2 separate regions of the Homo sapiens genome follow, and region 2 is linked to region 1. Evidence: chromatin loops called from intact Hi-C (ENCODE). Cell type or tissue: mammary epithelial cell. All regions are shown on one strand. Each heading gives the region's core, and the rest is flanking DNA. Links, peaks and the distances in the headings are about the cores only.

Evidence for each region. A loop is a pair of places that touch in the nucleus more often than their neighbours do. Peaks named below come from ENCODE experiments on the same cell type or tissue, not always from the same donor. Only the 100,000 strongest peaks of a DNase experiment are listed, where the experiment ranks them.
Region 2: it touches region 1 in a loop (18-fold over the local background); 2 of 110 quality-filtered maps call a loop at or near these places.

What each region holds. Positions count from the first base shown.
Region 1 is chr5:4,877,260-4,882,633 of GRCh38, reverse strand. No RefSeq gene overlaps it. Among named protein-coding and RNA genes, the nearest start is that of LINC02114, 110 kb to the right of the region's middle. RefSeq lists an enhancer at 2,807-2,876. In mammary epithelial cell, for the core only: a CTCF peak has its summit at 2,747 (motif pointing left); no DNase peak of the experiment used is centred there.
Region 2 is chr5:5,489,588-5,494,961 of GRCh38, reverse strand. ICE1 (interactor of little elongation complex ELL subunit 1) reads right to left here. Exons shown (of 19, transcript NM_015325.3): 19 at 4,742-5,374. Among named protein-coding and RNA genes, the nearest start is that of ICE1, 70 kb to the right of the region's middle. RefSeq lists silencers at 10-89, 130-179. In mammary epithelial cell, for the core only: a CTCF peak has its summit at 2,409 (motif pointing left); no DNase peak of the experiment used is centred there.

The DNA.
Region 1 (5,374 bases), core at 324-5,323:
CCTGCCATCAGTGTGGGACTCCTCTCTCTTGCCTTATGTTTCCAAGTTGGCTGCTTCCTCAAGGACTGTGAGTTTCTGCAGGACCTGGTGAGTAGAGCTTCCAATGGCCTCCTCCTCATCCCATTGGTGAGGGAGGAAGTCCTGCTCCAGGCTTATGAAGATGGCCAAACACACACCAGCACGGGGCAGATGCAGCTGGCAGTGGTATGTTAGTCACATCCACTCACATTCCCAGGATGGAAGACACCGTGCGTCATGTGGCCCCACAGAGTCACATTCAGGAACTGAGTATCCACCCAGGGGCTGGGGCAGGCTGGCTGTGTAGTAACAAGAGGGTGGGATGACCCTGGTTCCAGAAGGAAGATGCAATTTGCCTGTTTGCATCATTTCAGGGGCTGGGGGTTGTGGAAGGCCACTGCTCAGGGATCAGCTGACATTGCACCCGATTCCTTGATTCCAAGCAACAGGGCGGCTTGGCCAGGGGACATTGTTCATGGGAGCAGATTGGGCAATATCTATGGCTATGCCATTCCAGACTCTCCTAACTTTACCAGCGCATTAGTACCCCAGTAAGTGCCAGGGAAGGGCTGGTGGTTAGTGTGGCTACCCTTGTAAGTGCCAGGGAAGGGCTGGTGGTTAGCGTGGCTACCCTTGTCAGGCTACTTGCATGGCTAACATTCTACATAGGAAGTGTGCGAAGCTCAGAATTTTTGTATAATTTGTTTTGCCCTCACTTGTCATGCTCCTTCAAATTATAGCAAAAAGTTTAGGAAGATCTCATCTTTGGCATACTGAGGAATCTAAGATCAGTGAGAACTCCCTCTGGTGTGTGGCAGGCCAAGTATTTTAGAGAGGGACGGATGTCCACATATCAACAGCTGGTTTTGTTCATCCTCTATTAGTGTTCTGGATAGTCCTGCATTTTCAAAGTAGTCACAAAAAATAAAACTTCAACTAGTTCTAATCATCTATTAAACATGTCCCGGGGCATTTTCTGGCAGAGTTGAGTGCCGAGTCCATCTGGAGGGGCAACACGGGGCAGGTATGTCTGGGGCTGCAGGGCTCAGCTGGCTCATGTCTATTTGGAGGCCATCCCTGGCTCTGTCACCTTTTAGCTTTCCGACCTTGGACAGGGGACATAACTTGCCTCAGTGTCTCTACCTGTAAAATGGGAGTGATCCTAATAAAACCTACTTCATAGAGTGACTCTGAGAATAAAATGTGAAAACACAAAGAAAGCGTTTAACATAGGGCCTGCCTGTGCTGTCGGCAGCCACAGAGGCTGCTGTCTCTGTGTGTGTAGTGGGTGAATGGTGTACTCCAACAATTCTTGTACACTGGGAACCTCGGAGCATTGCCTGACTTAGAAATATGGTCTTTGCAGATGGAATTAAGGTAAGAATTGAGATGAGATTATACTGGATGAGGGTGGGCCTAAATCCAATGAGAATATCCTCATAAGAGACAGATCTGGACACAGAGAGACACAGGAAAAAAGAGGAGAAGGCCAGGTCAGAAGGGAATGGAGGGATGCAGCCAGTTGCCGAATGCGTACAGGGATCAGAAGCCGGGAGAGGCAAGGCAATTGTCTCCTCCGGAGCCTTCAGAGGGAGCACGGCCCCATGGACACATTGATTTCAGAATTCTGCCCTCCAGCACTCCAGCCTTTCTGTTGCTTGGAGCTATCAATTTCATTTTAAGTTTTCAGGCAGCCCTGGGAACCTAGCAGAGCATAAGACAATATAAAGTACTTAGGGTGCAAAGCAAGGGCCGGGCACTCCCAGGAAAATTGTTCTAGAAAGCAGCGCTAGTCGGTGATCGTAACCCTTCATCCAACAAAGGTTTATTAAGTGCCCTCCCCCATGCCAGGCACCACTGTGTTAACGAATAAAACCAGCTGATGTATTGGCCTCGAGAGCGCCCGGCCTTGCACCCCAGTTGCCAAGCAGTTTGCACACCTCACTGATGCCGGAAGGGCATGGCCTGGAGGGTGGTCTGCTTCCTGGGCACAGGTCCTGGTTTCTGGAGTCAGCCCCGCAGGTGGGTGCTACATGAGTCGCAGCCCCTCTGACCTCAGCCGGCCCCTTGCGGGGGCACCCCTGGTGCACCTGCCACGGTCCCCCATGTGCTGGGCTGAGTCCTTCCCCTTCCTGTCTCTCACTCCCTCTGCCCCAAGGAGGTGCTCCTGCACTGGCACTTGCAGGCCTCAGATAAGAAGAGGAGGATGTCCCTGTGGGCTCCTGCGGGAGCTGCTGCTCCCGTCGGGGTTGTTGCCTCCTGTCCATGAGCCATCTCCACCCGCAGACGGGGATGGGCTGATGGTCGGGGCAGCTGCACACCCCGCCAGTGTCAGCACAAAAAGTACCAACGAGACTTCTAAAGGGTCCCGTGATTCTCCAAATACTTGATGAAAAGGCGTAATTTTTTTTTCTTCCAAAACCACAGCTGTCATTTTTGTTAAATGACAAGACGTCTTCATTCTTTACATCTGATAAAAACAAATAATGCTAAGGAAGAATTTACACTGAAGCATATCAGAACGGGAGACCGGACTTCGAGGACATTTCACAAACACCGGGACCGTGGGTTCATTGGACCTATGTTAGAGTTCTATCCCCTCGAAGTCTACACTCCCCAGCCCTGTCCATAAAAGAGGCCTCGACCTGGGAAGTGGACCAGGGCCTGTGTTTGTGGAGATTCCTGGCAACCCCACGTCTATTTCACAGCCATGGTCCTTGGCTGCCCTCTTCTGGTCGGGTCTGGAACAGCTTGGCTGAGAGGCCAATTTCCTGTCCCTCTGCATTGGGTGTTGGGTGTCTGAAAGCTAGCCTCCAAGTTAGGGTGAACAACTGTCCTGGTCTACCTGGGACCGAGTTGGGGACTTCCTGGGGTGCAGGACCTTCAGTACTAAAATCAGGCCAGTGTCAGACAGATTTAATTCATCCTTCTAGGATGAATAAATTCTTCCTAGGACCTCATGGGCCTACGTCAGAGGAGCAGGGGGCTTGGAAATGAGCCTCAGTGTAGTGCATTGCTGTGTGGCTGCTGCTGGGGATTGTCGGTGCACAGTCGACTTTCCTCTCTGCTGTTATCCTCTATTAGAAAGTGTTAGCATCCATGTTTTGTTTGCTCTGGGCCAGGGCTTTATATTGGTTCTTTAGGTTAATTTGAAGGACTCCTATTAGCAGGTGCTGTCCATAACCTGGACCCAGCCCACCTGCTTGAGCTCTGCATTCTAGGAGGCCAGGCTGGTACAGTCCATCCTCCCGATGCAGTGTTTGCTCCCCAGGGAGCTCACCCTCCCAGCCGGCCCTGTCACCCTCAGGAGGGCCCCAGCTGCAGCCCACTCCTCAGCCCAGGCGACAATCTGTCGATGTGTCGGCCTCGTGCAAGGTTACGTGTCCATTGAGCGCAGGACTGTGTGGCATCCTCATACCTGACGCAGTGACCATCTCAGGGAGAAGCCCAACCTCCCAGCCCGGTCACCACCCAAAGCCAAGAGCAGGCCACCTCAGTTGCACCAACCTCTTCTGTAATAGCAGAAGTGCAGCTGTGGCCCTGGCTCCAGCAGCCCCACCTGATTTTAGAGGTGGGGCAGCTTCCAGCTGCGGGGGCTGGTTCCCTGTCAGTGACTGGGTCCTGGGAGGCCTGGAGACTCAAGCTTCCCCTGACTGCAAGGAGCTTGGCCAGAGGCCCTCTCTCCCCGCCTGGTCTCCCAAGGACCTTGCCTGAGACTGCTGCGAGGGTGGCTTAGGCGGAGACACACCTGGGATGTGACAAACTGTGACTCCTTAGGGCCCCATCACGCCCAGGGCCAACCGGACCACTTCCCTTCAGAGTACAGAGGCTGAGCACCCCCACTTCCACCTGCTGTTTGCATGGGGCCACCTCTACCTGCCAGTTGTCATCCCTAGCCCATCAAGAAATATGCCACTGTCTAAATAAACAGGGCTGATTCTTGACCCTTTCTTTCAACCCTTGCCAGAAAAGGAAAAAAGAAGTTCACTTAATAATCATATTGAAACTTGAGATGGGATAAATCACTTTTCTAGCAATTCAAATTTTCAGTCGGTCAAAACGTGCGTGGTGCAGCACCTAGTTTATGTTTCACAGGCAACCCATCGCCTTTGGTTTGGAATCAATTGAGAGCTGATGGTTAAAACGAAAACAGGACTCCTCATGGCCAGCCAAGTTCCAGGGGTGGGGACCCTGGCACTTCCCCAGGGAGAAGTAGGAGATGGGGGAAAGGAAAATCACAGCAGGTCATTCTCTACTGAGTGGAGTGGAGACCAGGAGGGGGATTAACCTTTTCATCTGCTCGCCCAGTTGGCTGTGTGCATGCTTTTGAGGGTGAAAGCAAATGAAGGTCTACAGTCCTCCTGTTATCAGGTCTTTGTGAGAAGGAGCTCGGGGAAGCCCCGGGCTGAGAAAGGTTGGGTGGACGTTTCATTGCATAGAACAAGGTACCAGGAATGAAGCCAAAGGCTTTGTGGGTCGCCGGTTCTGATCCCCCATGGAGGACAGAAACCTCTTTAGCCAAGAATTCTTCATCGTGATGCTATAACAACCTGAAAGAAGCGTTTCCTGGGCATATTAATAGCATCAATAATTGCAGCAAGGCAGGGTGGGGGAGGGTTTCTGGCCATTTCTTCTAAAGTAAGACAATAATTTCAAAGCTTCTTTTTCAAATAGAACCTTTGTTATTAAAAAAGAAAAAGAGCCAGCAAATATTTACAAGTGTGAAGTTAAAAATTGAAAAAAAAAAAAGTACCCATCCCTGAATGTGAACCGCTGATCTTAGGTAAACAGGTCAAGGCTGTGGGCAGTTGCCGGGAGACTGGCCTCAGGCATCAGTCTCCGCCAGCTCCTCACAGCAGGGCACCCTGGAACCTGCACATGCACAGATATTCTAAAACAGAGCAAGAAAAAAAAGAACAAAAATTTCAGTCAGTTAATACAAACAGCAAACACAGCAAACTTCGACTAAGGGGAGACGGGAACCAATATTTATAAAAATGACTGGCTCCCAGGCAACGGCAGTTGCTAAAGGCCTACAGTTTTCCCATTCAAGTCCTAAACAAAATTACAAATTGTCAAAGTTACTTTTTATGGCAAGTAAAACAATTTTTAAAAAGCACAAGTTACAAATGGACACTATGCACAAATACATCTTGAATTGTTGCATGTGTGGTCCAGCATGGGAATATAGATACCTCTAAGTGTATAACGTATGCATCCCATAATAGAAAACTGAGATGTCCCATGTACACTAACTTGGCACATAACTGAAGTTTATTTTTCTTTCAAGGCGGTGAAGTTTAAGCATTTTTATTATGTAAGGAAATCATTATGTAAATGCCTTTCATATCCTTCC
Region 2 (5,374 bases), core at 271-5,270, 610 kb before region 1:
CAACGCGCAGGGAGTGCAGCACGGCGAGGTCACTGTTAGGCACCTGCCGGCAGGCCTGCGGGGCGGGGTTGCAGAGTCGGAGGCGGGGCTGTGGGTTCGGAGGTGGGGCTGCGGGGGCGGGGCTGCAGAGACTGGGCTGCAGAGATGGCGCTGCGGAGGCTGGGCCTGCGCTGCGGGTTCGCAGCTTCGGGTACCAGGATTGCAGGGGCGGGGCTGCGGGGGCGGAGCTGCGGGGGCGGGGCCGCTGGGCCTCAGGGCCTCAGGCTACGGGCGGGGCCGCCAGGGCGGGGCTACGAAGGCGGTGTCCTCAGCCCTGAGACCTCCATCTGCCCGGGCATCTCTGCGAGGGCAGCCAAAGACCCGCCAGTCAGTGCAGCCCCGGGAGAACAGGGCCTGGGCGACAGGGAGAGGGCATTCCAGTGCCGACCCGTTTCAATGTTTAATTTGCTATATGCATACAATAATACACAGGCAAGAGGAGGCTATTCAAGAATAGTATATATTGCATTACAAGTGAAACTATTAAAATGGATATAGTATAACAATAATTAATACAGAGAAACAATACCTAGGAGGGTCCGTTTATGGCTGTGGAAGGTCTGGTAGTTGAGGGTTTACATTCTCAGCTCCTCGCCTTCCCTTTTGAGTTTTTCAGTTGTGTACTCGTAATTTAGGGTGAGGTTATCTCAGAGCAGCAATTGATGACTGTTAAGGAAAAAGTAATATTCTTAAAGACTATGGGAAAAATTAAAAACAAAACCAGCTAGGGACTGGATTCAGTTCAAGGTGGTGGAAGGCAGTGAACAGCTTACCTTCTCCTCTTTCCAAATTTCCATGGAAATGGATCAAGGGATGGGACGGTGGGGAAAGCCATCTAGAGACCAGAGCTGTGACCCTCTGAAGACAGAAAGCAGCTGAGAAGGCAGAGGCCGCTCAGGCAGGGGGAGGGTGAGCAGACCTCGGGTGCAGAACAGAGCAGGCCGCAATGCTCAGAGAACTTACTGGGCAGTGTCTACCCAACTGCTGGGGGCATCCATGTCACCGGGAGGCACCCCCGGAGTTTCAAACTCAAGGGTTTTGGGTGAAGCTCTAGAATCTCCAGTCCTAAGAAGCCAGGTGTGATTTAGGCTCCCCACTGCCGACAGGCCCCGCGAAAGGTGCAGTTAAGAGAATGGCTGATGAGAGCTGGGCTCCAGGGTGAACGCTGGCACCTTGACACCCTGATGAGACACATCTTGTGTGCTTTGGAAGACAAGGTGGCCTGAGCCAAGGCATTCCAAGGTACTAACGTCCTTCACAAAAACACAAAGTTCTTCATGAAAGCAAGCAAAAGCATTCATTTTCATAGAAAACTGAATTATATCATTTTTATGGCTCTTCACTCACACTTCTGTTTTTGCCTCTGTCATCAGAACCTATTTCGTTGTGCAAAACAAACTGACTACAATACAGTGAGGGCGCTTTAATTCCTCAAAATTCCCCTTGGAGGGGCAAGAAAATGAACTTCTTGTTTCACAATTATGCACTCTGAATTTCCTTGAGAAAGCGTCAGGTAGATGGAAGCAAGCAAGAGAGGAAAGCATTTACAAGTTTATAGATCTGACTTTTTCAACTTTCTCCTAAATTTTTAAAACACCCCTCATTGAAACATTGTTGCATCCTAAGTCTTAATGAGGGCGGTTGATTAGATTTCCAGGTGTGAGCTCTATTCGCACTATAAATTCTTTGTAATATGGTTCTACACAAGATAATGCGTCAGGGATGCTTGAAAAAAGTAATGTTCAATGTGGGCAGGATGACTTAATTGACTAGTTTCTTTGCCTGCCAGTTCATCAGAGGAGAGTGACACAACCTGCCATTCACTTCACTGCCACTACCAATTACTCACCTGGTCACTTGCTTGTCTTTCTCCTTCCTTCCTTCCCTTCCTTCCTTCCTTCCTTCCTTCCTTCCTTCCCTCCCTCCCTCCCTCCCTCCCTCCTTCCTTCCTTCCTTCCTTCCTTCCTTCCTTCCTTCCTTCCCTCCCTCCTTCCTTCTCTTTCCTTTCTCTTTTTTTCTTTCTCTTTTTCTTTCCTCTTTCCTTCCTTTCTTTTTCTCTTTCTCTTTCTTTTCTTCTTTCTCCCTTCCTTCCCTTTCTTCTTGTTGTTTTTTGATCAAAGGACTTAAGTATTTGCTTTTTTCTTTTTTGAAATGTGCTCTTAAACACGAACTTTACATGTTATTCTATCCACACATTTTCCCCATTTACTTATTAATAATGGCCCTAGGAAGTGCAAGGAACACCCCAAACGTGAATGGAAATGCTTCCCTGATAGAAAGGCTCTCAGAGCGCCAAATTCTGCACCCAGACGACCTCTCCAGTTAAGGTTCCCTGTCTCTTCCGGATGGTTTGTTCATGGGTGAGTCTACAGTGCCCTCTAATGGCTACAGTGCAGTTCTTTCCAAGTCCAGGTATGAATTTATTTCTATTTCATGTTCCTTAAATATTGAACTTGCTGAATTACACTGCCACATCCTATTTTAAAAAACAAACAATGTAACAGAGTACTTTCTCTGTGAAAAATGACACTCCGAAGTGTGTAATCATCTTGCTGTCCGTCCACACTCTGTTGACCATTTTCACCCTCTTCACTGCTGCCCTGGCTTCCCACGCAAATACCATCATGTGCAGACGCTCCGAGAATCTCTGCCTTTGCCCAGCGCAGCCTGATTCAGTGTCTCCTGCTTACCTCTGCACTGAAAGGCTTATCAAGCTGCAGGGGAACCAGCTTGAGCCGCCAAGCACCAGTTGAAAGCCTCATCTAACTCCAGGCTGAAAAGTGTTCATTTTTGTGTTTACAGTTTTAGTCTTTTTTTTTGGTTCAAGTAATAAAACGTTAAAATAATGTTCTGTTTCGGTACTAGAAATTAATAACAGCTTAAAACCTTTCCACTCTCTGGGGATAACACAGTACAGTGGGCAACTTCAAGCCTATTATTTGTCGTCATCAGTTCATATGGAGTGGATGCTGCCAAGTAAACTCAAGGAACAAGTATGGCAAGCAAAAGTCAGCACGGGTGCTAATAAACGACAGTGCCCCTCCTCTCCATTAATTAAAAACACATACGACTGCTGAGGTTTAACATGTTTGAACCACCTGACAAATCCACTCACTAAGCACAATTTCCACAAACTCAGTGGACCACGCCCTGCTCTTCTCTCTTCCTTACTTCCCACTCCCTGTGCCACCCATTCCAAGCCCATCAGTATGTGGGAGATGCTCACCAAGGTCACTCACCTCACCTGACCTTGCAGCTTCCAGCCACATCGGTAGCCAAGTGCCTGGACAATACATGACTGACAAGTTTCCTCCCAAAACACCTCCTGCCCCGTCTTTCATCTTCTCCCTCTCCCATGGCACTTCAAATTATAGGAGGGACTGGGGGGAAGTTATTTTTCTCCCTAGGTGAACGCAGAAATACACACACAGAGCTTTAAGTAGTCTCCATATGCTATCAACTTCCAAAGCTCTGTCACATCCCTTCTATATAGTTTTTCCTGTAAAGGTTCCCTGCCACCTCTCCTTGGAGGTCTTATGGTTCCCATGTCCCAAATGGAAAGCTCGAGTCGTGATTCCTACCACCTGTAATTCCTAAACCTGTGTGCATCTATCCCCAACTCCAGGTGCTCAACTCAGTAACCTGGACGTCTTCCCTGATTCTTCCCCGGAACTTCATGAACACAGCATCAATTCTACCCCAATAGATGTGAAGTCCATCTGCCCTTTGTCATCTGCACCCTCACAACCGTCAGCTCCCAGCTCCACCTGTTGCAGTCGCCTCCTAACAGGTCTCTCCACTTCACCTCTTGCCCTTCTCACATCCCTTTTCATCAGAACAGCTCCAGTGAACTATCGCACGTGACACCTCCACTCAATCTCCCTGGAGCCTCAGATGCCACTCAGCATGAAAGTGCTCCCAGCTGTCTTGAGTGACTGGCAGTTATCTAACCTGATCCCATGGACACGTGACAGGTGTTTTGGCTCCAGCAGACTCCTTCTGGCACTCATGGGATTGTTGCCTTGCAGGGCTGCCCCAGCAGGGACATTCCTCCTGCCTGCTTTCAAGTCTGGGTCCCTCCATCCAGGTCCTTGTAATGTTACCTCCTCAGAGAGATCCTCTTCGACCACGATGTGGAAAGAGGCATCTACCCTGCTACTCTATACGCAAAGCTCCAGGTTTTCTTTGTTGCTATTTCCCCAATTTATGATTGTTGTATATACTGGGTGACCACTCGTTTAGGATTTTCCTCTACCCAAATGCCATGTGACTAGCTCCTCCCAGCAAGGCACCTGGCAGAGTATGTTCAACATATTGGTAGTAAGAATGACTATCAACACAAAGCTTCCGAAAGGACAACCAAGTGATTTAAAAATTTCAGTTCTGCCTGTTATAATTACTTAAGGAAGGAGTAACAAAATTGCTGCCAAATGCAATTGTTAAAGGGCAGCAGCTGTAATTAAACAAAAAATCCAATCATGAGGGCCTGTAAACACTTAATTATCTGGCATCTGGTATCACTAAAGAGCATCTCCGTAAATACTCAAAGCTGGGTAAGTACTGGCAATGCAATGTTTCTATCACCAGAAGGCAGGTCTCTTTAGGAATGACCATTTTCTTCTATCTTTGGTTAGATGTCTTCTTCACCCTTGGTAGAGCAGAAGTAACACCCAGTTTCACTCTAATAATCAGAACAGTAATATCCATGGCTTACTTTTATTTTTTATTATAAAAACACATACAAGAGTTTTAAGAAATAACGAATATAAGACAAATCAAAACCATGGTGAGTTATTAAACCCATTTTCTATATACAAATACTAAAATTCCCAAAGTGGAATATCATCCAATGTGAGACACATCATAGCACGGTCCATATGTACACGGCACACAGAGCTCTGCCTGCGCTCATCTGTGAATTGCTCATTACATGTCACTGATAAAAAAATCTGCAAGGGAACTTCTACTCTTCAGTTCTCCTCTTCCTGATGCATTGTCACATATTTTTAAGGAACTTTAGGGATATGAAGAAAATGCATTAAAGTGGGTTTCTGCTAAGGGCTCTGCATGTTTTGCTCTGATCAATTACGCACTACATCTTGAGAAAAACTTTTGCAACTCATTTCCAGCAAAGATAGCAGAAAACTCTAGGTTTTTGCCAATTTATTTTTTCCTAGTCACTCATTGGAACACAAGTCCAACAACAACAGCTCAGGAACCAAATCATGTTTTTATATTGGTAAGTTCATTATAAAATGCCACTCAATTTTAAGAAGCCACTAAAAGGACACTTTCTGCAGCAAAAAAAGGGCTAAGTTCAAGTTTTTGTTGTTTG